Linked DNA regions of Homo sapiens: region 1 is linked to region 2. A link is an interaction called in ENCODE POLR2A ChIA-PET data of the cell type or tissue named here. Cell type or tissue: PC-3. All regions are shown on one strand. Each heading gives the region's core, and the rest is flanking DNA. Links, peaks and the distances in the headings are about the cores only.

Evidence for each region. ChIA-PET counts read pairs that join two places held together with the same protein. Peaks named below come from ENCODE experiments on the same cell type or tissue, not always from the same donor. Only the 100,000 strongest peaks of a DNase experiment are listed, where the experiment ranks them.
Region 1: POLR2A ChIA-PET joins it to region 2 with 5 read pairs; 2 of 35 experiments call an interaction of 5 or more read pairs at or near these places.

The regions. Positions count from the first base shown.
Region 1 is chr12:21,875,886-21,878,812 of GRCh38, forward strand. The region is part of intron 16 of ABCC9 (ATP binding cassette subfamily C member 9); the gene reads right to left. Among named protein-coding and RNA genes, the nearest start is that of ABCC9, 64 kb to the right of the region's middle. In PC-3, for the core only: no CTCF peak of the experiment used is centred there; no DNase peak of the experiment used is centred there.
Region 2 is chr12:22,019,976-22,022,902 of GRCh38, forward strand. No RefSeq gene overlaps it. Among named protein-coding and RNA genes, the nearest start is that of CMAS, 25 kb to the right of the region's middle. In PC-3, for the core only: no CTCF peak of the experiment used is centred there; a DNase peak (open chromatin) is centred at 1,396; H3K27ac peaks cover 751 bases.

The DNA of each region.
Region 1 (2,927 bases), core at 73-2,572, 140 kb before region 2:
CATCCTGGCTAACACGGTGAAACCCCATCTCTACTAAAAATACAAAAAATTAGCCGGGCGTGGTGGCAGGCGCCTGTAGTCCCAGCTACTCGGGAGGCTGAGGCTGCAGTGAGCCGAGATCGCGCCACTGCACTCCAGCCTGGGTGACAGAGCGAGACTCCATCTTGGAAAAATAAAATAAAATAAAATAAAAACTTGTAAGTACTAAAAGACTCAACCCAAGGTAGAACACACAACGGTGAAATTCTGATTTAGAGTTACGGCTATTTAGTGGTATAAATGAAAAATTAGAAAGAATGAAAGTGAAAGGAGGGTCTTTAAATTTGCGATATTATGAAGAATGCTAAAATCTCTGAAAATTTGGGATTACCAGATAGTTTACATATGGACATTCTTAAAAGACAATTATCCCAAACATTTCCCAATGAAATCTCTACATTAATTATTTTCTCACTGCCAGACAATTCCCCAAATCCTAGTGATTAAAATAAAGCAGAGAAATAACCACAAATTATTCCAGCAAAATGACTTCATTAACTGAGGAGGAAAATTTTGTAATCAATGAGTTTCCTGAACTGTGTAGGCCAACTATTCACTGAAGTTAAAAAAAAAGAGTAAAGAATAATAAAAGAAGTGAGGCAACATTGCTTGTGGTATAAACGTCAATAATCAGGAAAAATCACAATACCTTCTATTCATCCCACACAATCTATTTGTTTTAACAAGCTTCAAGTGGACTTAATAGTTTTACCAGTTATACAAATAGGAAATAAAACAGTAACAGAACCCAGGAATTAGAAGGATGAAGTAGACACAGATGAGGGGAGGAAAGGCTCCTAAAAATCAGGAGAAATTGAAGATACACTTTGCTCATAAACTAATGTTTTATTTCAAAACCATAAATGAAATTTCTAAGCACACTGTTGTTTAGGAATTTTGCAGAATGGATTTGTGATATCTGAATTATAACTACATATAACCCCCAAAACCCTTCATAAAATGAATAACTTAAAGAGTGAAAAACTGCTTGAAAAGGCTAGCTTATGTTTGTCCATGCAGGTTTTCTGTAGCTTGTGATATATATGGCACAACATTTAGTAATATCCATCACACAGTTATGTGTGAAATTAGTCATGGAAGGAGGGTCGCATGGAAGGGCTGGATTCGAATTACTGATTGCTTTGTAAATATGGCTGATCATCCTCACTCTGTTTGAGGGACTGTGTTAGGCTGGCATAGATTACAAAGAAGGCATAATGCATCCTCCCTGCTCTCTTGAAGCTTGCAATCAGTTGAGTAAGTAAACCATGGAAAGAAGTGAGTACAAGACACGACATTATGGGCTCAGTACCAAAGAGAGGGGACACACAGACACTAAGTACAACAGCAGCTCATAAAGAAAATCATTTACATCTGGGATGAGTCAAAAAACTTTTTGGAAAAAGAGGCCTTTTAACTAGTTTTGTAAAATATACTGAATGTCAATGAAAGCATTTGTAGGTAAAGAACTATAGTGAGAATAGGCTGAAGATCAAAAAAACCGTAAAATATGTCAGAGGAAATGATGAATAGAGCTAGCTGGGGCAGAGGTGGCTGGGGCTGTCATTATGGTTAAATGACAAATGGCATGCAAAGAAATTATACAGCCTCAGAGGCTGAAGATTCCATTTTCTCTCCTAGGGTAGGTGAGGAGGCTAAAAGAGGCACAAAAATAGATGCTTGTGGACAAGGGCCAGCATGAAACTAAGAGAGACCCTACATGACACCGTTGATGTTCTCAGCAAATTGGGAGCTAAGGTGATCTGGAGAAAGAGGAGACAAAAGGAGAGAGAAGGAGGTGGGAATAGAGTGGTGACAGCTGCATAGCTACTGTAGGTTTGGAAAATAATGCTGCTAAGAGACATGTAAAAGGATGGCAGATAGCTATTGGGGGAGGGGAGTCAGCTGAGGTTGGAGATAATAACTCTGTGGCCATGCTGGCCTATATCATTGTGTCACCTTCTCCATAGCACTCAGCAGCCTGGTTATAGATGTGTAGAAGGCATAAGGTTGGATTGCTGCAGAAAGGTACTAAAGGACTGGGAGAAAAAGAAGGAGTTCAAGATATTGAAGGTTTCAATGGTGTTAAAAAAAAAACAATGACCGTGAAATTAAAGGCTTGAGAAAACTTGGGTACCAGGATTTTGTTGTCAGTGACTGACTAGTCTAATAGAGTAAGATAGAGGGGATGCAGTTCCAGGTGGTGACCAAGTGTGAATCCAAATTATATGAGTGTGAAATTAAATTATATGTGTGGTATCAATGAATAATTTCTAATTAAAATAAAAATTTGTAAGTGCTAAAAGACTCAACCCAAGGTAGAACACACAATGGTGAAATTCTGATTTAGAGTTATGGCTATTCAGTGGTATAAATGAAAAATTAAAAAGAGTGAAAGTGAAAGGAGGGTCTTTCAATTCGTGATATGATGAAGAATGCTAAAAATCCTTTAGTACCTTTCTGCAGCAATCCAACCTCATGCCTTCTACACATGTATAACCAGGCTGCTGAATGCTGTGGAGAAGGTGACACAGTGATACAGGTGAGGTTGTGTAAATGGAGTGACAGTAGATTAGGGGATTTTCAGGCTGGGATACTGGATAGACTGTGCCCTTGGAAGTTTAAATCCTAACTATGTGTGGCACATACAAAGACAGAACGGTGGACTAGGAAACATACTCACATCTACAGTGAAGGTGGAAGAGTGATTATGAGGTCCTCTGATAATAGATGTGAAAACAGGTAGAAAATACCATAGCTTTATGAGTGTGACAGGGAAAGGTTATGGTCTGAAAGTAGCAGGAAAGAACTAAAAGAATGCAATGTCACCTTCTGATTTGGTGCTACATTGAAGTAAAAGAAGGAACAACATCCATACAAGAAAGATA
Region 2 (2,927 bases), core at 139-2,638:
AAATATGTGTTAATCAACCATCTGTGTTCTTGATGGTTTAAGGCTTCTGGTCAACAGTAGGCTATTAGTAATTAAGTTTTGAAGGAGACAAAAATTATGCTTGGATTTCTCACTGCATGGGGGATCTGCATTCCTAACCCCCACATTGTGCAAGGGTCAATTATCTATATATAGTTATATAAATACATAAGTATATATAGTTATATGTGTGTTAAGTGGTATCCCATAGAAGGATAAGGAGACTCGAGCAGAGAAAAAAAAAATTGAAACAAGGCTTCCTTAAATATACCTTGCTTAGTAGATTCAACTACATAATTATAAAGCACGATTAAATAGGACAAGCAATTCAATTAAATACAGTGAAAGAAATTAAAAGCTGTATGGGGTTTTAGCAATGTAAATAGAAAATATGTAAACTAGCAGAAAAAAATTGCAATAAGGAATAAATATGTTCTATGAAGTTAGGGTATGGAACACCAACAGCCATTTTTAATAGGAAATTGTTGAATAGGGGGAGTTCTGTGGGGGCCTGTGGACTTTGGCACATTGAGAAGAGTAAGGACTAAATTTCTATTAACTAATGTCTGTATGTTGCACAGACTTGTCACATCTTTGATAGACAACAACCTGACCTGGATTCAAATATTATCACCTAATTTCAGATATTCACAAGCTTTAACAAAATTTTATATTCAACATTTTCTCACCTTATGCTCCCTTTTTAAAATTCCCTTTAAAATTACACAAAGATATTTTGTTTGATAAGATGACTTTAATTTTTAAACTACTAGGATATAAACCTTTGTGTTTTCATAATACAAGGTCATTGTTTGGCTCTTTTATTTTTCTTTGGGTTTTAAGTGCTCTGCATCTACAACCAAGTTAAGTGTCATTTTACCTGTCAACATTCTAATTATTCTACAATAAGTTTACAGAATAACTGGTAAACATTAAAGATGTGAAGTTAGTAAAATATCTTTATGCAGCTGAACGCGGTGGCTCATGCCTGTAGTCCTAGCACTTTGGGAGGCTGAGGCAGACAGATCGCTTGAGGTCAGGAGTTCAAGACCAGTCTGGCCAACATGGTGAAACCCCGTCTCTACTAATAGAAAAATTAGCCAGGTATGGTGGTGCCTGTCTGTAATCCTGGCTACTCCAGAAGCTGAGGAAGGAAAATCACCTGAACCCAGGAGATGGAGGTTACAGTGAGCCAAAATCATGCTGCAGCACTCCAGCCTGGGCGACAGAGCGAGACTCTTGTCTCAAAACAAACAAACAAAAAACCTTTAGGCTTTCCTCTGTTCCTTCCTCGCCTCTATACTTGCATTTGTTTAGTCATTCAGCAAATATTTATTGAATTCCTGCTACATGCAGGCTCTGGGTGTGCAATGGTGACACATGCAGGCTCTGGGTGTGCAGTGGTGACACATGCAAGCTCTGGGTGTGCAGTGGTGAGCAAACCTTGGTGCCATGAAACGAAGTGTGAATCATAGGAATAGAAATGGCAAGGAGGAAACAAAGACAGAAAGTATATATGCAGAAGGTCTCAGCAGGTTTTCATTTTATTTTAACCAGTTATTCTTCGGCCCATAGTAATACTCCATTGTGTTAAAAAGAAAGATGAACTCTCAAATTCACTGTGTCCTCAAATTCACTTAGTAGGCAAAGAAAAAGAGGCCTTGAAGGAAGAGGGCCAGAGAGAGAAAAGGGTAGTGATGAGAGAGAAATAAAACCACCTGTAGTATCTGATAGCATAAATTTTCCTGTCCCATCCCATCAATATCTGTTAAAATTCCCATATCTTTGTAGGGCTTATTTCAAAAGCCCATATAATCCTTGAAGTCTTTTCTGATCCTCCAAACTTGATGTAATTTCTCTGAACTCGATGTAATTTGTTTCTCCCTTTAAACAGCCAAACTCTATTATTCGTCTTTTGGTACTTAGGTTTCTCCGCTTATCTTCTGTTAAATCTGTTTGTATAATGCCCTTCAATAATTCCTTTAGTAGAGAAACTGTCTCTTATTCACGCTAGTGTCTTCTACATAACATGAGCTTAATAAATGTTGATTTGATTGAACCTTAAAAAGTTATAATTCATCTGCCTATAAGCAAGTTACTCAAATCAAACTGACTTGTTTACCACCTATTGTCATCACACAGCTTGGAATGTAAACGTCCTCATTTCAAAACTGTGTACACTCACACACATATATACATGTATGGTCACATATATTTATAAAATTATATATTTGTATTTATTTAGTGAAATGTTTCAGTCTATATGCTATTCTATTGCATTTCCTAAGGGATCTCTTTAAATTTGAAAGGTTACTTCTTCAGCACTTCCAAACTGATCTCTTTTAAATAAATAAAATCATTTTCCAGGTTACTGAGCTATTTTTCATCTTCAATTCGTAACCTTTTATATGAAAGTAAAAGTTATGATAAAAATTCTTTGTTCATTTGAAACCTCATAGGATATAACCCCCCAACACTGTGTGAGGTCTACAAAAGAGTATTTGTGATTGAAAGATCAAATCAAAAGGAGACAACAAAGGTAAAAGTAACATTTACGCAATTTTGTTTACTTAGCAAAGTGAACAATGTTACAAAATCTGTCATGTCATTCAGGAATTGAGCATAATGCAATAATGACGTTTTGTAGTCATCTCCGGGGAAGGCTTCTTTCCAAATTTTCTGAAAATAAAATGCCTATGAATTAATTTAACACAGACCCAAAAGAAAGTAGCAGGTTACAATGTAGGTAGCCAGAGAAACAGTCCAGGCTATTAGAAGAACCATTAAGATGCTTAGTGCTAGAACCCAAAAGGTTCAAAATAGATTTAGAATAAGAATCATGGCGACTAAGGTACCAGACATATAAAATATGACACCAGAACAAATGCTTCCTACAGGTACTCCTTTGA